2 separate regions of the Homo sapiens genome follow, and region 2 is linked to region 1. The links are chromatin loops, found by intact Hi-C in ENCODE. Cell type or tissue: sigmoid colon. All regions are shown on one strand. Links, peaks and the distances in the headings refer to the core of each region. The heading gives the core; the rest is flanking DNA. Region 1 overlaps ELL (elongation factor for RNA polymerase II). Region 2 overlaps KLHL26 (kelch like family member 26).

Evidence for each region. Peaks named below come from ENCODE experiments on the same cell type or tissue, not always from the same donor. Only the 100,000 strongest peaks of a DNase experiment are listed, where the experiment ranks them.
Region 2: it touches region 1 in a loop (1.9-fold over the local background); 6 of 110 quality-filtered maps call a loop at or near these places.

What each region holds. Positions count from the first base shown.
Region 1 is chr19:18,457,811-18,465,810 of GRCh38, forward strand. ELL (elongation factor for RNA polymerase II) reads right to left here. Exons shown (of 12, transcript NM_006532.4): 3 at 7,987-8,000; 4 at 7,602-7,765; 5 at 3,768-4,042; 6 at 395-519. Among named protein-coding and RNA genes, the nearest start is that of ISYNA1, 24 kb to the left of the region's middle. RefSeq lists an enhancer at 4,274-4,333. In sigmoid colon, for the core only: a CTCF peak has its summit at 4,243 (motif pointing left); DNase peaks (open chromatin) are centred at 2,151, 2,731, 4,211, 6,991 and 6 weaker places; H3K27ac peaks cover 3,582 bases.
Region 2 is chr19:18,643,858-18,660,357 of GRCh38, forward strand. The region is part of intron 1 of KLHL26 (kelch like family member 26); the gene reads left to right. Among named protein-coding and RNA genes, the nearest start is that of KLHL26, 15 kb to the left of the region's middle. RefSeq lists enhancers at 4,237-5,047, 5,048-5,858, 7,529-8,116, 13,443-13,974, 13,975-14,505. In sigmoid colon, for the core only: no CTCF peak of the experiment used is centred there; DNase peaks (open chromatin) are centred at 5,276, 5,834, 6,344 and 6,834; H3K4me3 peaks cover 1,825 bases; H3K27ac peaks cover 3,270 bases.

The DNA of each region.
Region 1 (8,000 bases), core at 1-8,000:
TCAGGTTCTTGAGAGGCTCTTTTCAAAAAGTCAGTGAACTTCCCAGGCCCTGTGGGGATGCCCAGGTTGTGGAGGGAAGCATGAAGGGAAGTTGGGGACAGCTGAGGAGGGTCTCAGCAGACTGAGGCCTTTTGTCTGAAGATTCCAAGGTCGGGGCCAGTGACTCACACCTCCGTCCCACTCTGTGAGCGTGGCCTTCCCCCACCACGGGACACCCTGGGGCACCACGTGGGCAGTAGGGAGGATGGCCAGAGAGGCCTACTTGGACCCTTCCATCCTGCTCCCAAGCCCTGTGGCCTTCAGGACCACACAAGACCACCCCAGCATCCTCTGGGTAAGCTCTGGCTGCCTTCATGCGGGTGGGGACATGCTGGGGGATGGGAGGCGGCATTACCGGACGAGCACCCGCTTCAGCAGCTGCTGGTCCCCCTCCGAGTAGCCAGGCCAGTCCTTCTGCACATCCTTGTACATGCAGTCCTGCAGTGTACACGTGCCGTCCTTAGCACTCATGTTGGCCACCTGCAAGACAGAGCCAGCCATCACTTTGTGGGAATCCTGAGAGAGACGGGGGACTAGAGAAAAAAGATCTGATAGTGGGTTTGGGAGGGTGTGCAGAGACAGTGGGAGACAGACAGAGACAGAGGAGAGGAAAGAGGATGGCCCACTACCGATCCGTGATGTCTCCCACCCCCAGTTCCCCCGCACACAATCCTCAGGGTGCAGAAGGGATAATGAGGGTCATGAAGGCAGGTCCAGACTCAACTGTCTTAGAGGTGCTGGGGCCAGGCTGGCTCCAAAAAGGGGAGGGCTACCACCTGCAGTACTGAGACCCCATCACCTGCCCCCTGGCCCCTCTAGCCTGCTTTTTTTCCTTTTTTGATACAAGATCTTAGCTCACTATAGCCTAGACCTCCTGTGCTCAAGCGACCCTCCCACGTCAGCCTCCCAGGTAGGTGGGGCCACAGGTGTGCACCACTATACTCCAGCTAATTTTTTTTAAGAGATGGGATCTCGCTATGTTGTCCAGGCTTGTCTTGAACCCCTGGGCTCAAGCGATCCTCTGATCTCAGCCTCCCAATGTGCTGGGATTCCAGCCACCACACCTGGCTCCTATTTCTTCCAGGCTGGAGTGCAGTGGTGTGATCAAGGTTCACTGTAGCTGCAAACTCCTGGGCTCAAGCGATCCTCTTGCCTCAGTCTCCCAAGTAGGTGGGCTATAAGCATGCACTATCATACCCAGCTAATTTTTTGTATAGATAGGATCTCAGTATTTTGCATAGGCTGGTCTCGAGCTCCTGGCCTCAAGGATCCTCCCACCTCAGCCTCCCAAAGTGCTGGAAACAGGCGTGAGCCACCGCGCTGGGCTCCACCCCATTTCTGATCACAACTCCCAGGGAAGAGTCAGCCACGGCTGGGGATGCTGGGTGAGGGGTACCTCTGGGGCCACGTCTGAGCCCACCTTCCCTACAACCAGCCTGCCTTGCTGTTGCCGGTTGACCAAAGCTAAGTTCGTCTCCCAGACTGCTAACAAAGATGGATTCAGAACGTCTGCCTTAGAGGGATCTGAGGAAGCTCCAGGTCACTGCCCTGAGTGGGTGCTGCGTGCTGGCCTACAGGGCACTCTGGTCTCCATCTTGCTGCAGGCATAGCAGTCACTGTTTTCTGCTGCATCTGACATGGCTCTGCGTCACAGCGTATCCCATGGGGAGCATTTTTTTTTTTTTTTTGAGATGGAGTCTCGCTCAGTTGCCCAGGCTAGAGTGCAATGGCGCTATCTTGGCTCACTGCAAGCTCCGCCTCCCGGGTTCACGCCATTCTCCAGCCTCAGCCTCTGGAGTAGCTGGGACTACAGGCACCCGCCACCACGCCCGGCTAATTTTTTTGTGTGTGTATTTTTAGTAGAGATGGGGTTTCACCATGTTAGCCAGGATGGTCTCGATCTCCTGACCTCGTAATCCACTTGCCTCGGCCTCCCAAAGTGCTGGGATTACAGGCGTGAGCCACCGCGCCCGGCCCATGGGGAGCATTTTTAACAGTTGAGTAATATCCCACCCCCAAACTGCTGCCAGTTTCTCTGTAGCATAAACAGACATTACTGTGTGCAGTTTTTTTCAGGTTGGCAACAGTTTCCTTCGACGGGATTCCCAGAAGCCAGATTAGTAGGTCAAAGGCTGAATATTTTTATGGCTCATGACAGGCTTTGCTAAATATTACTCAGCCGTCAACACCCCTCCCCTTGAAGGATAGGCTTGCGGGTTTCCCTGGGGCTCAGCCAGTCCTAGAGGTGGACACCTTCCATCTCTGCTCTAGATTTTTCCACAGAGGGAGGGCCAAGCACCTTTGAGGCATGCAGTTTTGTCACTGCCATTCCTCAGCATGTCTGAGGGCCTGTGAGGGGCTGGAAATGACCAGTCTGGGTGAGGCACATCCCCCTCCTCTTCTACAAGCCAACAGTGTCCTGCTGACCCCCACAGCTGCTTGGGGGGAAGCAGCTGCATAATGAATATAGAAGCAAGAAGCAGACGAGCTGTCCAGGGGAAGTCACAGTGGCACAGGAAGGGACAATCTGCCTGCAGATGCTGGCCAGGCCTGCTCCCAGGAGGCACTGAACCAAAGTCACCTGGAGAAGCCAGGCACCAGCACAGACACCTCCTGGCCAGGCCAATGCAGGTCCCACATCTGATGACTCCATCGAGCTCCCTTCAGCAACTCCTGCTGGCACCATGCCAGCCCTAGCCTTGGGAGCAGGATGGGGGTGGACGAGGGCCAGGCTGACATCCTCCCAAGGAATGTGGAACAGGGTCCCACCAGCCGCGCACCCGAGAGGGACGCCTATGAGGAGCTCCGTAAACATGGAAGAACGTCCTTTATACAGCTGCTATCCCGGCATGCCACAGCATGTGCTTTTTGCTGCAGGCATCACCTGTGTTCCTGAGGTGCTGGATGTGACCCCGAACATCCCACTTCCATCATCCTAAAAGGTGCAAGAGGCTCAGCCATGTCTCTTCCTCCACCACAGCAGCGATCCGAGGAGACCCATCCTCAGTTCACCTCAAGGCTGCATCTGCATAGCCTGGCTAATGTTCTGAAGCCAGTGCGAGTCACTCCCCTTCCCAGGGACCCCAGGAAGCCAAGGTGGAGCCTCAGGAACCTCCATGGGTGAGGGGGGTGGAAGGCAGTCAGGGCCATCGCACCTGCTCCAATGCCCGGGGTGTTTCTCAAGAGCAGGCTCCACTCGCCAGCACCACATTCCAGATGGCCTAGCCTCCAACCCCAGGGAGGGGCACTGCAGGTCACAGATGGAAGCCTGATGGTCTGAGACGTGAAGCCCCTCACCCGGAGGCGCAGGTGGAGGGCGGCAGGCAGCTGATTCACACTGAGGCCTGCCAGGCTCTGCCAGGCACGTGTAGATTCCTTCCCCAGGCCTTGAGTCCACAAATCGTCTGCAACTGAAGCCTGAATCCACTGTGCCAGGCCCCACGGCCCGTGTGTCAGCAGACAGTGAAGGAGGGCCTGGGCTCCATGCTGAGTCCACCTCTCAACCCTGGACAGTCGGGGCCATGCCCAGAAACGCATCCATGGCCCCCTAAGCTTGTTCTAATCCAGGAGGCCCTGGCTCTCAGGCAGGTTCTGAACCTGTGAGAGACCCCAGGAAGGGCTCTTCCTTGCCAGTCCCAATCCCAGTCTCCATGCTCTGGCCCATCCCACCCGCACAAGACCATCTGCGGAGACCACTGGTAAAGACAAGACATCGGGGCGGCACCCACCTGCTGGAGGAGGCCATCCAGCGCGTCCTTGTCCGCCTGCGTCAGGCCGTCCTTCTGCAGTCGCAGCAGCAGCTCAGCCTTGCGGTAGGGCCGTAGTGCCAGGAGGTGCAGCACTCGGTCACGGAAGGGCCTCTGGGACACCCCGCTGCCCCCACTCACGGCACTGGCACCACTCTTCCTGATGGCACTCGCCAAGTTGATGGGGGTTGCCCGCTTCCGGGAGGGCACCGCGTCTGTTGCACCTGGGGCTGGTTTCCGAAACTGAACCTTCTTGCCTGCAACAAGAATCCAAGCTTTAGGGAACAGAGAGGGCGCTGCCGTGTCCTAAGCCAGTGCTGCTGACCAGGTGCCCAGAGGTTTGAGACTATAGACAGTGCTGGTGGGAGGCACCACACCAACCACAGCAAAAGCCAGCTTGCTCCTTGGGGACCCTGGGCGACCAAGAGCGCCACCTGCTGCCCAAGGCAGGCACCTGCAGGGCACCCAGCCTCAGAAGTGGGAGGTGCAGGCGGCAGAACTGTGTTAGAGCCTTACTTACTTCATCACAGGCAACCTAAATCCTGGACAGCAAAATCACCTGATCACTCTCACTCTGGTGGGCAGTGTGTGTGTGTGTGTGTGTGTGTGTGTGTGTGTGTGTGTGTATGTAATCACCTGATCACTCTGGTGGGCAGTATGTGTGTGTGAGAAATCACCTGATCACTCTGGTGGGCAATGTGTGTGTGCGTGTATGAAATCACCTGATCACTCTAGTGGGCTGTGTGTGTGTGTGTGTGTGTGTGTGTGTTTGGGCGGGGGGCGGGGGGGGAAGGATTGTTTTGTTTTTTGAGACAGGATCCTGCTCTGTCACCCAGGCTGGAGTGTAATACAATCATGGCTCATTGCAGCCCCAAACTTCTGGGCTCAAGCGATCCTCCCACCTCAGCCTCTGGAGTAGCTGGGACCACAGGTGTGCACCACCATGCCTGGCTAATTTATATTATTTGTAGAGATGGGGTCTCACTATGCTGCCCAGACTGGTCTCAAACTCATGGGCCCAAAGGACCCTCCCACCTCAGCTTTCCAAAGTGCTGGTATTATAAACCAGAGCCATCCTGCCCAACCTGAGGCAGGGGCTGTTTGTAAACCCTTCTGATGTTAAACTGGGGGTCCCTGAACTGCAAGAGGCAGTCACTCCCAAGCCTGCACTTCAGAGTCCTATGCTGGCCCCATGTGGCTGCCATTTTTGTTTTTCTAAAGTCAGTAAAGATGTCGGAGCCACTTTCAGCAGCTGCTCTGAAGACCCTGAGGTGCAAGTGGCACCCCAGCCTTAGGCCTGGTCAAGCTCTCCTCTGGCAGGCGTGGCTGTGCCCAGAGCCCTGGGGAGAGCAGGTTCCCCTCTATCCCCAACGCAGAGACGTGGGCAGGGTCCAGCACGCTGCTCCCCTGCTCTGTCCTGAACAATGATGCCCCGGCATCCTTGGGAACAGGGTCGGCCGAGCAAGCTCAACAGTGCCTCAAATCCTTCCCCCAAAAGCTCTTCGTAACAACATCACTCTGATCTTATCTCTCAAAATCTGATCTGTCAAATTAACCCAGAAAGCCTTGCTTTCAGAATACCCAGGGCCAGTGCTCACACCTCTGGGGTCTGTTCAGTGGGGTCCTGACAGCAGGGCTGGACTCACCCATATAGGGCCAGGCTGATTGACAGGGAGGAGGAGCAACCTGAGGGGGGCACTGTGAGACAGAGGAACACGCACATTCACATCTTTTTTTTTTTTTTTTTTTTTTTTTTTGAGACAGAGTCTCACTCTGTTGCGCAGGCTGGAGTGCAATGGCACAATCTCAGCTCACTGCAACCTCCGCCTTCCAGGTTCAAGAGATTCTCCTGCCTCAGCCTCCCGAGTAGCTGGGACTCCAGGCGCACGCCACCACAACTGGCTAATTTTTGTATTTTTAGTAGAGATGGGGTTTCACCATATTGGCCAGGCTGGTCTCGAACTCCTGACCTTGTGATCTCCCTGCCTTGGACTCTCAAAGTGCTGAGATTACAGGTGTGAGCCACTGCATCTGGCCACATTCACATCTTAACAGACAGCGTCCCCTACCAGAACATAAACTGTTTCAAAAACCCTCACTGGGCCAGGGGCGGTGGCTCACACCTGTAATCCCAGCACTTTGGGATGCTGAGGTGGGCGGATTACGAGGTCAGGAGATCGAGACCGTCCTGGCTAACACGGTGAAACCCCGTCTCTATTAAAAATACAAAAAAAAAGAAAATTAGCCGGGCGTGGTGGCAGGCACCTGTAGTCCCAGCTACTCGGGAGGCTGAGGCAGGAGAATGGCGTGAACCCGGGAGGCGGAGGTTGCAGTGAGCCGAGATCGCGCCACTGCACTCCAGCCTGGGCGACAGACCGCGACTCCATCTCAAAAAAAAAAAACCCTCACTGTACCCAAAGTGGTGTGCTAAGATACATTTCTGATCAAGTTTTTGGCTGAAGGACCCACAGATTTATTAACATGTATATGGGGCCAGGTGCGCTGACTCATGCCTGTAATCCCAGCATTGTGGGAGGCCCAGGCGAAAGGATCATTTGAGCCCAGGAGTCAGACACCAGCCTGTGCAACATAGCGAGGCTCTGTCTCTACAAAAAATCTAAAAGTTAGCCATGTGTGGTGGCACACACCTGTGGTCCCAGCTACTCTGGAGGCTGAGGTAGGATCACTTGAGCCTAGGAGTTTGAGGCTGCAGTGAGCTATGATTGTGCCACCGCACTCCAGCCTGAGTGACAGAGAAAGGTCCTGTCTTTAAAAAAAGAAAAAACAAAAAACAAAACACGCTGTCTCTTCAACTGTTCTCCCCACAGCAGCCCTGTGCTTGGGGCTTACAGCCCAGGGCCTCAACATCATGGACAACCCGGGCTCCCTGGCCATACAACATGTCCACCCGGACTCAGTGTTGACCAGGAAGACCAACCCCTGCACCCACATCTGGGGTTTCACTCAGAGGGAACCCCTCTGCTCAGCAAAGGGAAATCACGTGCTTTCTTCGGAAGGAGGAGAGAGAGGAATTGAAATGCCCCCGCCTTTTCTTAAAGATAAAACTCAAAAAGCCATCAAGGCTGTCGTCTGCTCTGAGCCATCTCCCTCCTCCCTGAAGCCCGGCACCCTACTCCTGCCGTAATGAGTTCCCATGACTCCTGGAGCTCTGCCTGGACTAAGAGGCGGGGTGCTGCAGCTCTGTAAACAAACAGCACTGTGCTTCCCACTGTCAAGGCCTGTTGGCTTCTCAACTGCTGAAACCGTTTCCAAGTTGATGCTGAGTGGCCAGAGCTTTCCTGCAGTGCTGGGTCGCTGGCAACAGGGCCTGTGAGGCTCATTTCCTGCCTGTTGCCGGCTGTGGTGGCGTTGGGCAGGAGCTGGCTGGTCAGGTGAGGGTGGGGGCAGCCTCCAGAGACAGACATGGGCCTTGCCCTAGGCTGCATGCCCATCTTCAGGGAGCCTGTTGATCTCCCTGACAGGTGAAGGTCCCCAAGGCTGCAGCCTGAAAGCAGGGACCACCAACTCACAGCTCCTGGAGTTCTCAGGCCCCTTTGTCCACCTCAGGCTTCACAAGCCAGCAGCTGCCATAACCCAACCCCCTATCCCTCACATAGCCCCCAGGCCCATGTGGCCATACCTCTCTTCCCAACCCAGACTCTGGTCCAGGCACGTCCTGCTCAGGGACCGACTCCTCGGTTGACCCATCATTTCTGTGCAGGGCACAGCCAGTGCCCAGCCTGGACAGGCCCCAAATGTCTCCCGACACTGGCAGCTGCCCGGCTGCCCTACAGCCCTGCCAAACCCACTGCTCACCCAGGTAGCGGCCTCCAGCCTTGATGACAATGGCACTTCGGCTCCGCGTCTCCTCCTCCGCCTGGGCCATGCTCTGCCGCGCCTTCTGGTAGGAGTCGTCGGTGGCACACACCGTGATCTTGTCCTGTATGCTGCCCAGGCAGTCCAGGTGAACTTCCCCATGACTGCAAGACAAGGCCAGGAGCTGGGGTCAGCAGCTGGGACAATGCAGGGAGGATCCGTTGAGGGCCCAAGCCCCCAGCCCACCACCTGGCCTGGAAAATGGACTCTGTCAACACCATCTCAGGCAATATGGTTTCAATGGGGCACATCTCAACCCTGGGCCAGAGGTGGCAGGGTGACCTCAAGAGCCGGCGGGGTGCTCTGGGGTGGGGCGGCGCCTCACCTGGAGACATACTG
Region 2 (16,500 bases), core at 2,964-10,963, 190 kb after region 1:
TGCTGGGATTACAAGCATGAACCACTATGCCCAACCTGTATTTTTGTTTTTTGTTTTTGAGGTACTATATATGTAACACAAAATTCACCCACTTTAAGTGAACAATTCAGTGGCATTTAGTACATTCACAGAATTGTGCAACCATCACTGCTGTCCAGTTCCAAAACATCTTTGTCCCCGCAAAAGGTGACCCCATCTTCATTAGCACTAACCCCCTATTCTCCATTGCCCAGCCCCTGACAATCACCAATCTGCAGTCTGTCTCTATCCGTTTTCAAGTTTTATAGGTAGAATCATGCACTATGTGGCCTTTTGAGTCTGGCTTCTTTCACTCAGCATGATGCTTTGGGGGTCATGCATGTTGTAGCCTAAATCAGCACTTCATTCCTTTTTATGGCTGAGTAATATTCCACTGTGTGGATGCACCACATCATCCATTCATCTGTTGATGGACACTTAGATTGGTTCCACCTTTTGGCTATTATGAATCATGCTGCTATGAACATGAGTGTACACATTTTTGTCTAAACACTCATGTTCAGTCCTTTGGGGTACACATCTAGGAGCAGAATTGCTGGGGCGCATGCTTGTTGTATATTCTTGATCATGCTGGTCACCACCTAACGTTATTTGTTGTGTTTCTCTGGTGCCTTGAGGTTGGAAAGCCTGTCTCTCTTGTGCCCTCTTGTGTGCCTGGAACATGAATGACACAGAAGGAGGAAGTGTCCCAGAGACGTGGCTGAGAGGGAGGAAGGGAGGGATGGGGGTGTGCAAAAGCTTATTGCTCTCTGAGGCTTGCAGTCTGGCAGGTAGGAATTCCCTTCTATGGGATCAGGTCGATCTTTTGCCTTTCCAGTGAGGCTTGTGGGGCTGCTGGGGGGCAGTGGGGGCTGGCCTTAGTCTCTAGCTGCCTTTCTAGCCTGCCAGGCAACGCCCGCATCTGCCTTTTTGTCCCACGAAGGTTTTGTCTTTTGGCCAGGGGCGGGGGCAGTTCCTGTCTTCCCCCTGGCCCTTCCAGCGGTACCACAACTCAAGAAACTGTCCCCAGGAGGGACTGCGCTCCCCCACCCCCGACCGCCCCCAACGTTATATAACTTGTTTGTTCCAACTTCTGTCTTCTGCAACCGAGGGGGAAAAAAGAAAGAGAAAAGCTTATTCTCCTTCCTTCCTATCTCGAGGGATCAACAAAAAACCCGTTGCCTAGTAGAGGTGGTCATTAATGACTGAGCCGAACCTCAGGGATGGACAGAGTGGGGCTGCCCTGGCTGGGGTGTGCGGAGAGGAGGTGGGGTCCTTGCTGCAAGCACAAAGGACACTTGTTCACCAGCTGGCCTCCTCCCAGCTCGGGCCGCGGGGTCTAGACTCCTTGGAGGGAAAGGAGGCTTGGGCCACTTGGGGTGTCGCAAGGGGAGGCAAACCCTCTGGGGAGTCGCACCTCCCCAGCTAAAATTCTGTCACTGTGAGGTACCTGACCGGCAGAGTTTTGGAGGAACCTTCTGGCCTTGCAGCCTCTCCGACATGGGCCTTTGGCATCCACGCTTTTTGGCCCACGCTCCCTGGAGACGCCTGGGTAGGGCCCAGGCTCACTGAGTCATGCTGTTCCTGGGGGTGAGGTGGGGGGATCTGGGTGAGGGATGTGCCAGCTTCAGGCATTTGCATAAGAAGTGGTGGCTAGGCTGGGTGCTTTGGCTCACTCCTGTAATCCCAGCACTTTGGGAGCCCAAGGCAGGCAGATTACAAGGTCCAGAGTTTGAGACCAGCCTGGCCAACATAGTGAAACCCCCTCTCTACTAAAAATACAAAAATTAGTCAGGTGTGGTGGTGGGCGTCTTTAATCCCAGCAACTCTGGAGGTTGAGGCAGGAGAATCGCTTGAACCTGGGAGGAGGAGGTTGCAATGAGCCGAGATCCTGCCACTGCACTCCAGCCTGAGCGACAGAGTGAGACTCTGTATCAAAAAAAAAAAAAAAAGAAGTGATGGCTGGGACGTTGTGCCCAGGGGCTTTGCTGCCTGCTGAAAGTGTTTGCATGGAAAGTTGTGGCCGAGACGCTGCGCCCGGTGGGTTTGTCACAGTCAGTCTGGCTGGGTGGCCTTTGCCTGTTGAAGCTTTCTCCACAATCTAGATCATCTCCACCAAGCCCAGAGGCCTTGGAAGGGTCCAGCCCCCCAGCTCCTGCTAGGAAGACTTAGGGGAAGAGGTGGCTTCCCAAGGAGGTTCTTGCTACTTTGGGGAAGTTCTCATTCCTTTGGCCTCTTGCCCCTTTCTTTTTTATTATTATTAATTTTTTTTGACGTCACTCTGAGCTCAGGCTGGAGTGCAGTGGCATGATTTTGGCTCACTGCAACCTCCGCCTTCTGGGTTCAAGTGATTCTCCTGCCTCAGCCTCCCAAGTAGCTGGGACTACAGGCGCCCACTACCATGCCTGGCTAGTTTTTGTATTTTTAGGAGAGATGGGGTTTCATCATGTTGGCCAGGCTGGTCTCGAACTCCTGACCTCAGGTGATCCACCTGCCTTGGCCTCCCAAAGTGCTGGGATTACAGGCATGAGCCAGTGCGCCCGGCCTCATGCCCCTTTCAGAAGGAGGATTTTGACCCTTCCAAGACGTGGACTCAAGTCCTTCTCCTGGAAAATGTGGTCAGATATGGCGGCATGAGGTGTCTCATCATACCCATGGGTGACTGTGGCTCCCTCTTTATGGGTTGTGGCTGTGACAGATTCCTCATCTGGGAAATGGGGCTCCAGGCCCACCAGGTGGGGGGTGTCTGGGAGGAAACGAGTGGGGAGAGGTCACATGTACCTCATCAGTGTTACTGTGGCAGTGCTGACGCCCATGATGGGGACACTGCCATCCTTCTGCCCGCCATGCCCGCATGGGCCTTGAGGGGATCGTCAATGCCAGCAAGCCTTGATGTGGCGTGCGTGTGTCAGGCAGGGAAAGGAGAGGGTGAACTTGAGCCATTGGGAAGACAGTAGTGCCATGACTTGGGCCGTAAGAGGGACAGCAGCAGGGGCAGCGAGAGAGTAGAGCACGTCCAGCGTGAGCTGGAGAGGGCAGGTTCCGCCAGGAGTAGGCCTGGGAGCAGGAGCTCGGCAGGGCGGGGGCAGGGGCGGCGGGGGGTGGCGCGTCTCAGCAGGGATGGGGGCAGGTGGAACTGGGCCAGCCCAAGAAGGGCACTGGCCCACAGGCCGAGCCACATCCAGGCCACTCGATCTGCCCCTCACAGCTGAGCCCCTTCTCTGGGAAGGAGGCCACCCTCTCCTCCCCTCCTTGTCGGCAGGTCCCAAGAGCTCTGGGAGTGGAATTGCTCTGAAAGCACTCACTTCAACCTGAATCGTGCAGTGCGATCGTCACAGCTGGACTGTTTCCACCTGGTAGCTGTGACCCCCGGGACGGCCTCCTTGTCGTTGTCCGTAGTTACCGGGGAAGAAAGGCTTTATTACCCTCCGCCATAATCGCACCATCTCCAGGGAGCCCCTGCGAATGTCATCCCACCTCCCCCACGGCGATTACTTTTTATCTCACCCACCTCTCCTCAGACACTGTAAAAGGGAGGCTTTCTCCTCACTCCAGCCCTTTGGTTTTTTCCTTTTTCTGATATTTGTGTGTGTGTGTGTGTCTTACCCTTTGGTTTTAGGGAATGTTTTAGATTTGGTGTTAAGAGGCCCTGGAGGAGGAAGAGAGGAGGAGGAGGAAGAGTGGAGGAAGAGGAGGAGGAGATGAGAGGGAGGAGGAGGAAGAGGAGGAGGAGAAAAAGAGGAGGAAGAGGAGGAGGAAGAGAGGAGGAGGAGGAAAGAGAGAGGAGGAGAAAAAGAACAGGAGAATGGGGAGGGAGAGAGGAGGATGAGGGGGAAGGACACAGATAGAAATAATTCAGCGACTTGGGGCCTTGGATCCTGGAAGAAGGGGGTGGGATCTACTGAAGGCAAGGGGTGACTGGGCAGCATGTGTCCCGGCATCCCCAGCTCTTTGCTCTGTGGACAGGATTTGTTAGACACATTTCTCTGCCTTTGTGCAGGTGCCACAGTCTCCTGTGTCCACCCCATGCCTGGTGCTGGACATGAAGGGTCCATGGGACAGATGGACCCTGCCCATGGGGCGCATACATGCCAGCAGGAGTTAGAGAACGTCGTGCGGTCATTTCCGGGCTGGCTGGGCCAGGGGGCCAGGGCAGGGTTTGGGTGAGCGGCATATCAGTCAGCCTCCTGTTTTGAAAGGATCCCTCTGTAGGCCGGGTGTGGTGGCTCACACCTGTATTCCCAGCACATTGGGAGGCCAAGGCGGGTAGATCACTTGAGGTCAGGAGTTCGAGACCAGCCTGGGCAACATAGTGAGATCCAGTCTCTACTAAAAATACACAAAACTAGCTGGGCGCAGTGGCGGGTGCTTGTAGTCCCAGCTGCTCTGGAGGCTGAGGCACGAGAGTCGATTGAACCCAGGAGCCGAGATTGCACCACTGCACTCCAGCCTGGGCGACAAAGTGAGACTCTGTCTCAAAAAAGAAAGGATCCCTCTGGCAAGAGACAAGGGACCCTCGGCCAAGGTGGGCCCTGGAGGGATGGAGAGGCACACGCAGGCTTGGGGATGCCTGGAGGTTGAGCTTGTGCTGACTGATAGTGGTGGCCAGTTTCTGCCCTCCCCACCGGGCAGGCTGAAGGTCAGGGTTGTCCTTGGTCCCGCGCGGCTGCACTGCCTGCAACAAGCAGCAGACTTGGAGGCGCCACCTGGCCTAGGGGATTCGCAGCCCTTCCTGTGTTCCAGAAAAGCCCTTCATGCCTCTCCTTGCTCAGGGTTCGTGCCACTTGGAGCTCCCACAGTCCTTGAGGGCTTCAGGTCTTCCCACCAGCAGGTCCCAGTCCTGGGAATGTCCCTCCTCCTGAGAGAAGGCCTCAGTCTGGCTGCAGCTGCCCAGGAGGTCCTCAGGTAGCATCTCTTGTGGGTTCCACCTTCGAGCCACAGCCTGGAGCCAGCTCCTCCTGCTCTCTCCTCCCCATCCCAGCTCAGAGCCACTCCTGGCTCTTCCCCTTCTGGGCATCATCCCCAACTCCAGCCAGCGGGACCCTCCTAAGGCAGGAATCAGACCACCTCACTCCCCTGCCGGCCACCTGCCAGTGGCTCCCTCACTCTCAGAACAAAATCTACTTCTTGATGTGACCCGCTGGGCCCCTGAGCTTCCGCAGCTCTGACGGCTCTGCTGGGCTCTGAAGCACGCTCACTGGAATGTCCTGTCCCAGTGATTTGCACGGCTCAAGTGTTGTCTCCTCGGGGCCTGGCCACTGTGTCCACCGTGGCGCCACTGCTCGCCCTGTCGTCATGGTACATTCTCTGCTTGAGGACCCATGTCCCTGTAGAATGTACGTTCCCCAAGGGCAGGGCTTTATCAGATCTTTTTACAGTGGTGGTCCTGGCGCTGGCACAGCTACTGGCACGGGATGGATGCTTTTGAGTGTAGATCCAGTGAGTACCCCACCCCGAACAGTCTTCGATGCATACCAGAGGGGAAGCCTCCTGGCATAGCTCTGCATGCCCAGGCTGGCCGAGGGTCATCCGCCTCTTCCTCTTCACTTCATTGAACCAGCAGGGTGTGGGCGGAGAAGCAGAAATTCACAGGCATGTTGTCAGTAAACCAGCCCTGTTACCTGTTACAGAGCCCAGGGCACCATACCGTTTTGCGTGTGCTGTCTTTAGTGAGTGAGCAAAACCTCAGCCCTGCATGTTAAAGCAAAGGCGGCAAACGACAGCCGCTCTCTCCCTGTCCAGCTGTCTGAAGTGGAAGTGGGGGCCAAGCCCGCTGGGTTCCCGCTGCCGGCAGCCCCGCCCTCCTCCTCTGGTAGCCGCTCTGCAGCTGTGCGGACCAGCTCTCTTAACACTTGTTAACCCCAGCCTCCAGTCCCTTCCTGCCCCCCACCCCGCCCCTTCCACATGTCTCTCCGGAGAGGGCCGCACAGAATTCACAGGACTCGTCTCCAACGGCTGCGCCAGCAATTCCCTAGCATTCCTCCTCTGCAGAGTGGATTTTGGTGCATGTCCAGCGTGATTTCAGACCCCTCACTGCGCAGCGGAGTGCCTGATCGCTCTGTGTGCACCACCACGGTGCACACTGAAAATATTGTGATCTGGGAGGAAGTAACCAGCACCTTGGGGGAATCACAGACCTTTCCTGCGAGGGCAAGGGCTTCCGGAATTGAACAGGCTGGGCCTGGAGGAGATCTTGAGGGGTGGACCTTCAGGCTTGTAAAGGCCTGGAGGGGGGTCACCCGAGGATCGAGGCCGAAGATGTTTACTGACGCCACAACTGTGAAATTCCACAGGGGTCAAAGACGGACCCGGGCGGGAGCGGTCTGGGCTGGATATCCGGAGAGTTCTGCTCTCCACGGGATGTTAGAATTTGAGGCAGTCTGCCTAAGGAGGCAGAGCAGAGAGGCATGTGATCACCCAGATCGTCTGAGAGCGGGACATTTTCCCGGAGCGGGGTGGAAGGAGTGTCAAGGTGACTGTGAGATGACAGACACGTAGGGGAGCCCCACAGAGGACCCCCAAGACACCCTCTCTGTTGCCATCAGCCTGAGTCATCCTCTATCTGAAAAACTTCCAGGACTGAAGTTCGAGTTGGAAGCACGCGTTCTCCTTGGTGAAGTCCGTCCTGTCCCAGGAGGGCTGCGCTAGGTCTCTCCTCTGGCTCCCCCTCCTCGGGTCCTCGTGGCTCTCTGTCGTGTGAAGCGGGGGGTCAGGAGCGCACAAATGTTTATACTCCACGTGAGTCACTTGCACAGATGACGGGTGATGTTTTCCTCGCCAAGGCTGATGGCACCGGGCCCCTTTGCCGTTCCAGCCTCAGTCACGCCTCCAGTCTGTTAGCATTTAGAGTTGCTGAACTTTCGCATTGGTCAGGGGCGCGGGCAGCTTGCTGACCTTTTCTGGGAGTCGTGGCGGACGGAGTGGAGCCGTCTGTCTCGTCACAGACAGGCGGGGCTGCGGCTGGGGATGGCCGCCGCCCACTCGCCCTCAGAATGGCCCTCAGCGGGGCTTCCTGACCCCTCAGCCCCGGTAGGAAGCTGGTGTGCACTGCAGGGAGAGGCGGCAGCTGGAAAAGTGTTAAGGCCACAGTGGTTTTTCCAGAGGCTCGTCTGGAATGCCGTGGCTGGATCTGAGCCTCCTGACATCCGAGGCCCCTCTTGGTGGGGAGAGCCAGAAACCCAAGATACTGCCGTCAGTTAAAGACTCGAAGTTCACATTTTAAAAAGTGCAAGGAGACACCCGGTTTTAGGTACGTTGGGGTGCAAGGTCTGAAGGCTGGAATCTGTGGCTCCCTTCTTTCAGCTCTGTCATCCCTCTTGTCTGGGTGCTGCCCACCTGGTAGAAAGGGGACCTCACCTTGCCACTCCACTAGCCTGCCAACACCACCAGGAAGGCGACCCTTCATCCTGGTGGCTCCAGTAAAAATCCCAGGGAAGGCTCTGATTGGATCAGAAGGGCCAAGTCCCCATCCCAGGATGAATCCCTATGGCCAGGGGCCCTGGAGCCTCTGTCCAGTCTGTGTCACATCCATATTTTCAGCCCAGCAATGGGATCTGCCTGATCTCCACCACTGGGGCTGAGCATAGAGAAGAGGAGGTTCCAGAGGAGAACAGGGGGCCCTTATGAGAAGAGGGGAGGGATGGTAAACACCCCAAAAATGAAGATATTCATGACAGACCCCCTCTGATGCTGAAATTTGTGTTGTCTTTGGAAGGTGCTGGGCTAAGCTGTGGAGTGCCTGCATCTGGCCTGGCTCTGCTGGGGATGAGCAGTGCCATGTGGCAGCCCCGTCCCTTCTGGGGCTTCAACACCTGTCCTGCCAGTGGAGGCAGTGGGGTGGGCTGCCTTGCAGCACGTTACCACCCCGACATGCTAGAATTCAGCAGTGCTAGAATTTCACTGGGTTTCCAAGCGGTGCTCTGGAGCTGTGCAGTCATGTACCTACTTGCCTGAACTGTGGAGTGAAGGGATTTGCTCATTCAAGTGGTCCCTGCTGCCGGCCCAATGCAGTGGGACCAAGTCGGGGGATGGGCTGTGGCAGAAGCAGTCTCACCTCAGTGGGAGGGAATGGGAAAGGGAAGCCTCAGGCCGAGACCTGCCCACTCGTCAGCCCTGGATGGGGACCCAGCTGGGCCATGAGGGTGAGGAAAGCCATGGCAGAGAAGGCTCTGGGGTGGAGGCAGCAGAGGTGCTGAGTGCAGAAATGCTGGTGGGCTCAGGAGTGTGGTGGAGGGAGAAGGGTCTGAGGGCAAGAGGGTTGGCCACTCAGCACAGAGCACAACATGAGCAAAGGTCCAGAGACAGGATGTGCAGGAGAGTCCCACTGAGGGCTTCGCGGTGGATCCTGAAGGATCACATACACTAGGACTCGGGCCAGGAGGTCTTGTGGGGAGGAACAAGCAGTGAGCTAAGATAAGAGTTGGGCTCCAGCAGGCCAGGTGCGGTGGCTCCCGCCTGTAATCCCAGCACTTTGGGAGGCCGAGGCGGGCAGATCACCTGAGGCCGAGAGTTCGAGACCAGCCTGGTCAATGTGATGAAACCTCGTCTCTATTAAAAATACAAAAATTAGCTAGGTGTGGTAGTGGGCGCCTATAGTCCCAGCTACTCAGGAGGCTGAGGCAGGAGAATTACTTGAACCTGGGAGGTGGAGGTTGCAGAGAGCTGAGATCACACCACTGCACTCCAGCCTGAGTGACAGAGCCAGACTCCATCTCAAAAAAAAAAAAAAAAAAAGAGTTGGGCTCCAGCCCAGTGCTGCCACCTGGGAGCCATCCACCTGCCACCTCACTCATTCACTCACCCTCAAACCCCACCTCCCTGGCCAGCAGCAAGCTCTCTGCCTCCACAGCACCCCTCCCATCCTGGCTTGTACCTGGACCACAGTGTTGGGGCGTCCCCATCAGAACAGCCTCCACGAACCAAGGGAGCACCCACTTTGTATAAGGCCATCAACTGGGGTGGTGCAGTTCTGGTTCCTGGCTCCGTTGTCGGCAGGCAGCCTAGAAAAGGGGCACGGCTATCATCCCATTTTACAGATGGGGAAGTTGAGGCACAGAGAGGTTCAGGGGCTCATCCAAGGCCACACAGTAAACAAGAGGCAGAGGGACACTAGGTATGGCCAGCAGAGACCTTCTTTGGCCAGTGCACAGGTGCTTTTTGGCCTTTTCATGGTCCCAAGTGGGTGGGTCCTATGATCATCACCATGATGCAGATGGGGAGACTGAGGCTCAGAGGGCTGAGACTGCTCACCAAGGCTCTGCCTGAGCCTGGAGGATGCATGTGGAGCTAAACAGCAGGAAGAGCAAGACAGGGGCTCTTCAGGGCCGGCCCAGCACAAAGATGTGGATTTATCTGTCCATCTATCCACCCACCCTTCATCCACCATTCATCTATCTGCCACCCACTCACTCCTTCTTACCCACCTGTTCACACCTATGTCCACCAGTTCACCCACCCACCTGACCATCCATACCTCCACCTGTCCATCCACCCCACCACCCACCCACCCATCCGCCCACCCACCCACCTGCCCCTATCCACCCATCTTTTCATCAGTCCACCCTTCCATCCACCCACCCATCCACCTGCCCTTCCATCCACCCACCTACCCATGCCACCCACCCTTCCATCTACCCACCCACCCATCCATCCACCCATCCACCCACCCTTCCATCAGTCTACCCTTCCATGCACCCACCCATCCACCCTACCATCTACCCACCTAGGCACCCACCCACCCTTCACCCACCCACCCATCCATCCACCCGTCCACCCACCCTTCCATCAGTCCACACTTCCATCCACCCACCCACCCACCCTTCCATCTACCCACCTGCCCACCCACCCACCCACCCTTCCATCTACCCACCCACCCACCCATCCATCCGCCCTTCCATCAGTCCACCCTTCCATCCACCCACCCACCCTTCCATCTACCCACCTACCCACCCACCCACACACCCACCCTTTCATCTACCCACCCACCTATCCATGCACCCATCCACCCACCCTTCCATCAGTCCACCCTTCCATCCACTCACCATCCACCTGCCCTTCCATCCACCCACCTGTCCACCCACCCACCCATCCATCCACCCATCCACCCACGCTTCCATCAGTCCACTCTTCCATCCACCCACCCTTCCATCCATCCATCCACCCACCTACCCACCTACCCATCCATCCACCCATCCAGCCATCCACCCACCCTTTCATCAGGCCACCCTTCCATCCACCCACCCATCCACCTGCCCACTCTTCCATCTATCCACCCACCCATTCATCCACCCACCCACCCACCTACCCACCCACCCATCCATCTGCCCTTCTGTCTGTCACCCATCCATCTGCCCTTCCATCCACTCATCCATTAACTCATCTACTGCCCATCCAGGCACCCTTCCATCTACCCATCCACCTGCCTACCACTATCCATCTACCAACCCACCCACCCATCCACCAATCCACTCATCCACCATCTGCCCACTCATCCACCATCTGCCCACCCATCCACCTGCCCGTCCAGCCACCCTTCCATCTACTCACCTATCACTATCCATCCACCAACCCACCATCCACCAATCCTCTCATCTACCATCCGCCCACCCATCCATCCACCCATCCACCAACCTACACACCTGTCTGTCCACCCATCCACCCACCCTTTCATCCATTTATTCACCCATCCATCCATCTACCCACCCAGCTATCCACCCATCCATTCATCCGTCCATCCGTTCATCCACCCATCCATTAACTCACCTATACATCCACGCACCCTTTCATCCACCCATCCACCTATCCATCTACCCACCCATCTATCCACCCATCCATCCACTCATCCATTCACCCCTCCCTCCACCCACTTACCCATCCATTCACCCGCCCATTTACCCATCCACTCACCGATTCACCCATCTACCCACCCATTCATCTGTCTATCTACCGTTTGCCCATCCACCCACTCATTTACCCATCCATCTACCTGTCCATTCATTTGACTGCTCATCCACCCATCCAGTTGACAAGCATGACTGAGCTCCAACCATATGTTAGGCATGGCGGTGAGCACCAGAACATTACAGGAGACAGAACCTTGCCTGCTCGGCTTCCATGGGGTTCCCCTTTCAGCCATGGGGAGACAGGCTGGAAACAGATGATGTGGCAGATGGAGTGAGGAGCAGGGAAGACAAAAATGGCCCAGGTGGGGATCAGGGAGGTGGGGTGGCTGATGAGCCGTAGACCGAGGCTCTCCCAGCGGGACCTGGCAGGCACCGCCCCTTCATCTGTAGAGTGGGGTTCCCTCTCTTGCAGGGCGGCTGGAGGACTAGTGGGGTAAATCCACATTCTTGCCTGGGGCCGGCCTTGAAAAGCCCCTGTCTTGCTCTTCCTGCTGTTCAGCTCCATGTCCATCCTCCCAGCTCAGGCAGAGCCTTGGCGAGCTGTCTCAGCCCTCTGAGCCTCAGTCTCCCCATCTGTGTGATGGTCACGATCAGAGGCCCACCCACCTGGGACCGGGGAGAGGTCGACCAGCACCCGTGTGTTGGCTGAGGAAGGCCTCCTTTGGCCAAGCCTGGTGTCCCCCTGCCTCTGTTTACTGTATAACTTTGGGCCAGTGGCCGAACTTCTCTGTGCCTTCATTTCCCCATCTGTAAGATGGGATGGTAGCAGTGCCCCATCAGAGACTGCCTGCCACAAGGTGGGCCAGGAGCCAAGACTGCACAGACTGGGTGCTCCCTCGGTCCGTGAAGACTGTTCTGATGGAGACGCCCCAGCATTGTCATCTGGACATGGAGAGCCAGGATGGGAGGGGTGCTGTGGAGGCAGAGAGCTTGCTGCTGGTCAGGGAGGTGGGGTCTGAACACCCCCTTGTCTTCTGGGCCTTTGTTTGGATGGTGGGGCTTCCTCTTGTTGGCCTTGAGAAGTGGCTGGAGTTTGGCAAGTCCGGGATGGGGGCGCTGTGCATAATGTCTTCCTGTCCATTGGCCGCAGTCAGAGCCCCACACATCCTGGACTCCTGGTGGCATTGGTCAGAGGCTGGGATTAGGGCAGGACATCACAGCCCGGCCTTGAGGGCACTGGGCTTATGGTGACCCCTGAGGAGCAGGTGAGGGGTGGCCACACGTATCCATCATCCACCCACCCATGCCTCCAGCCTCCTTCCTCATCTAGAACACCCCCATGCTCCTGAGATGACAGCTTGCAAACCACTGCACCTCTAACCCCCTGTTTTCTGGAAGGTTTGAGCAAGGCTCAGGAAAGGGGAGGCCACGCAGCTTGCCCTGGCTTCATGGTGGGGTTGGTGGGGGACCTGCAGGATGGGGGTGGACGGGCCTCAGCTTTCTGCTCCCAGCTCTGTGGGCTTCACCTCTCAACCTGCTGAGCCTGAGAGCAGGGAGTGTCTCCTGCCACCTCACTGGGTCCTTGGGGTCATTGGTCGTGGTCCTTTCCAATTGATCCTCGATTCCGAAACCTGCCTGCCTGCCCTCCCTGAACTCCCGGTGTGACTTGGGCAGCCCGCCACCCTCTCTGAGCCTTGGCGTCCCTGGCCGTCACTTGGCTGTCTGGGGGTGCCAGCCCTGGGTACAGTGGCCTCCTGCTAGGCACTCCCAGATGCTCTGTCTCCTGTCATTCTGTCCCCACCCAGCAGGCACAGACAGGCTGAAGCCAAGGACAGACAGGCAGGGAATGGCTCCAGATCAGGAGGCTGGGAGGAAGGGGAAGGCCAGGGCCTCCTTCGCAGGGGTCAGAGGGCATCCATGCAGGACGCTGTGTGAGTTGGGCCAACAGGCGCAACTCACGGCGAGCCCTGTCTGCCTCAGTAGCGCGGGGCTCTTGGAGGAGGCTTGAGGGTGGGTGGGTGGGGAGGCCGCGAGGTTAGGGTGGCTCTGACCCTGCCTGGCCTGCCCAGCACGCCTGCCCTCCCAGCACAGGGCGGGAGTGGCGGGTTCCTGTTTGAAATGATTCGTGAAGATGTTGGAGAAAATCAGCATGTCAAGCAGGAGGGAGACACAGACAGCTGCACCCTGGCGGCCCCTGAGCTGCAGTCTCTGTCTCCCTGTCTCTGAGTCTCTGTCCCTCTCTCCCTGGGTCTCTGTCTCCCTGTCTCTGGGTCTCTGTCCTTCTGTCTTTGCATCTCTGTCTCTGAGTCTCTGTCCCTCTGTTTCTGCATCTCTGTCCCTCTGTCTCTGGGTCTCTGTCCCTCTGTCTCTGGATCTCTGTCTCCCTATCTCTGAGTCTCTGTCCCTTTGTCTCTGGGTCTCTGTCTCCTTGTCTCTGGGTCTCTGTCCCTCTGTCTCTGGATCTCTGTCTCCCTGTCCCTGGATCTCTGTCTCCCTGTCCCTGGGTCTCTGTCTCCCTGTCTCTGGGTCTGTGTCTCCCTGTCTCTGTCATGAGACAGGGTCATGAGAGAAGGTATCAGTGTGGTTGGAGTCTCTGTCTCCCTGTCTCTGGGTCTGTGTCTCCCTATCTCTGAGTCTCTGTGTCTTCATCTCTGGGTCTCTGTCTCCGTCTCTGGGTCTCTGTCTCCCTCTCCCTGGGTCTGTGTCTCCCTGTCTCTGAGTCTCTGGGTCTCTGAGTCTCTGTGCCTCCATATCTGGGTCTCTGTCTCCCTGTCTCTGTGTCTCTGTCTCTGGGTCTCTGTCTCTTTGTCTCTGTTGCCATCTCTGTGTCTCTGTCCCTCTGTTTCTGGGTCTCTGTCTCCCCATCTCTGTCCCTCTGTCCCAGTCTCTGGGTCTGTCAGTGGCTGAGTGTCCTGGCCTGCTGGGACACTGCGGTGGGGCCCTGCACCCGCTCCTGGCTCTCCCACTTGTCCATCCAGAAGCCATTATCTTTCCTCCACTCCCACGGGAGCCAAGGGAGGCAGAGAACAGCAGGTGCCTTGGAAGGGGCGGCCCCTTATCAGGAGGGATAACCCCAGGAAGTAGCCTTGGGCAGTCTGGGGGAGAAGCAGGGCGGCCGGGCCTCAGGGGCCTCTGAGCTGTCCCACGGGAAAGCTTGCTGACGTGAGCGTGGGGGCCGGAGCGTTTGAGGGCCAGCATGAGGTGCCGGAACCCAGCAACTCCATCCTGTGGGCTGGGAGCAGTTCCCAGTGCTGTGAAACATTGTGGTCACCATGGCAACAGTACTGGGGGAGCTGCCTTTGTGGAATGGGTGGGACCCTGCCTCTTTGCACCTTTTACCCTCGAGGCACGTGCCCAAGAGCCAGTGAGGACTGCAGCTGCTGGTGGCCAGGGGTGGGGGTGGCGGGGGAGCAGGGGCACGCTGGGCCGCGGTGTTCCCATCTTGGAGAGGGATACTGAGCCTGTGATCTCCCCGGCTGCTGGGGATTTGTGAGGCTGCATGTGAAGACCTGTGCCTGCTTGGCAAGGTCAGAGTGGGTGGGAAGGGTCATGAGAGAAGGTGTCAGTGTGGTTGGAGAGTAGGGTGGTGGCTGTGAGGCTGAGAGGTTGGTGGTGGGATTCCAGGCCCCCCACAGCTCTGGCACTCGAGCCCCACACCACCTCCCACACTGCCTGGTCGCTGTCACCCCCACCCCTGCCACCATTTCTGCTTCCCTTCCTTTCACTGGCTCTCTGTTCCTCTCTCCCTGTATTTCTCTCCTTGTCTCTCTGGGTCTCTGTCTCCCTGTCTCTGGGTCTCTGTCTCTCCCTCTCCCTCTCTCCCTGGGTCTCTGTCTCCCTCTCTCCCTGGGTCTCTGTCTCCCTCTCCGTCTCTCTAGGTCTCTGTCTCCCTCTCTCCCTGGGTCTCCGTCTCCCTGTCTCTAGGTCTCTGTCTTCCTCTCTCCCTGGGTGTCTCTTTCTCTCCCTCTTGCTGGGTCTCTCTTTCCCTCTCCCTCTGGATCTTTCTCTCCATCTCCCTCTCTCTGGGTCTCTGTCTCCCTGTCTCCCTGTCTCTAGGTATCTGTCTTCCTCTCTCTCTGGGTTTTTTTCTCCTCTTGCTGGGCCTCCGTCTCTCCCTCTCCCTTTCTCTGGGTCTCTGTCTCCCTCTCTCCCTGGGTCTCTGTCTCCCTCTCTCTGGGTCTCTGTCCCCTCTCTCTGGGTCTCTGTCTGTCCCCCTGTCCCCCTCTCTCTGGGTGCCTGTCTCCTTCTCTCTGGGTCTCTGTCTCCTTCTCTCTGGGTCTCTGTCTACCTTTCTCTGCGTCCCTGTTCCCCTCTGGGTCTCTGTACCCTCTAAGTCTCTGTCCCTTTATCTCTGAATCTGTTTTTCTCTCTCTGGGTATCTGTCCACTTCTCTCTGGGTCCTGTTTTTCTTTCTGTGGGTCCCGGTTCTTCTCTGGGTCTCTGTCCCCTCCAAGTCTCTGTCACTCCCTCTCCGAGTCTCTGTTTCCCTCTCTTGCTGGATCTCAGACAAGGCTCTCAGGATGGTCTTGGTCCAGTTGCCAGCCTGGGACTGGCTGGGAGAGAGGCTAGGGATTGGGCAGTGGCTTCTCAGCCGGCCCTGACATCCCCTGCTGTCCCCTGAAGTACAGCCTCTTCCCCACCCATGCACTGAGACCCTGGGGCGGCATCGCATCAGCCGGGGTGGGAGCCAACCAGCTGTGCTGTGCTGCTGTGCTCCTTCGAGCCACATGGACAATAAAACCAAAATTGGCTTTGAAAGTGGAAGTGCTCTCCTCTTTGAGGGGAAGTGAGGGACTGCGCGCGTCAGAACCGCCTATGAGGGGCAATGCCGGCAGGCTCCGTTCTGGCCCGAGCGCTGGGCTCCGCGTGGGGGTGGGAAAGGATTTTACAAAACCCCAAAGAAATGTTTCCATGAAATTCTTTCTTGTTCTTGCCTTTTTTTTTTCTTTTTTGGACATTCCAATGAAAAGAACCGTTCTGGGGCTTTGGATCGCTTCTCATGGGTTGGGAAGCCGACCATGGAGATGAGGCCAGCCCGGGGCCGGAGGAGGGGCGCCTGCCCTGACAGGTGCGTGCCCCTCACTCTTGTCCCCCTAGGCAGCCCCCACCTCCCTCTGCTCCTGATCCTCCCACGAGGCTTCATCCCTAGGGTGCCTGGCCGCAACCTCTGCAACTCTGAGCTTCTTGTGACCTCCCCCACGAGGCCATCGTGCCTTGGGCTGGGTTCCCCCAGAGCAGACTCTCAGGCGGGGGTTCGAGGGCCCCACGAAAGAACAGCGTGGGGAGGGAAGGAGCCTCCACAGGGTGTGTCAGTAGTGAGCAGGTGGTCCCAGGGCAACCCTTGGAGATCTCGGGAATCCCATAACAGGTGGTCCACCTGGGGGAGTTTACCCCACCCAGGCTCCCTGGATGTTAGCCCTAGCACATCCCTGCACTGGGACATCTGAGAGGAGCAGGGGTGGTGTTGCCAGGGCAGACCTGGGCGTGTCCTTGGGTCCAGCACAGGCCTGGGCCTGGCTAGGGTGCCCGATGACATTGCTGGGGGGATACAGCGGCAAGCGGGTGTCAGAATGGCCCCTAGCCCGGGCCAGGCCTGTAGCGGGGGCGTGTGGCCACTCAGAGGCCAGATTCGGGCAGAGGG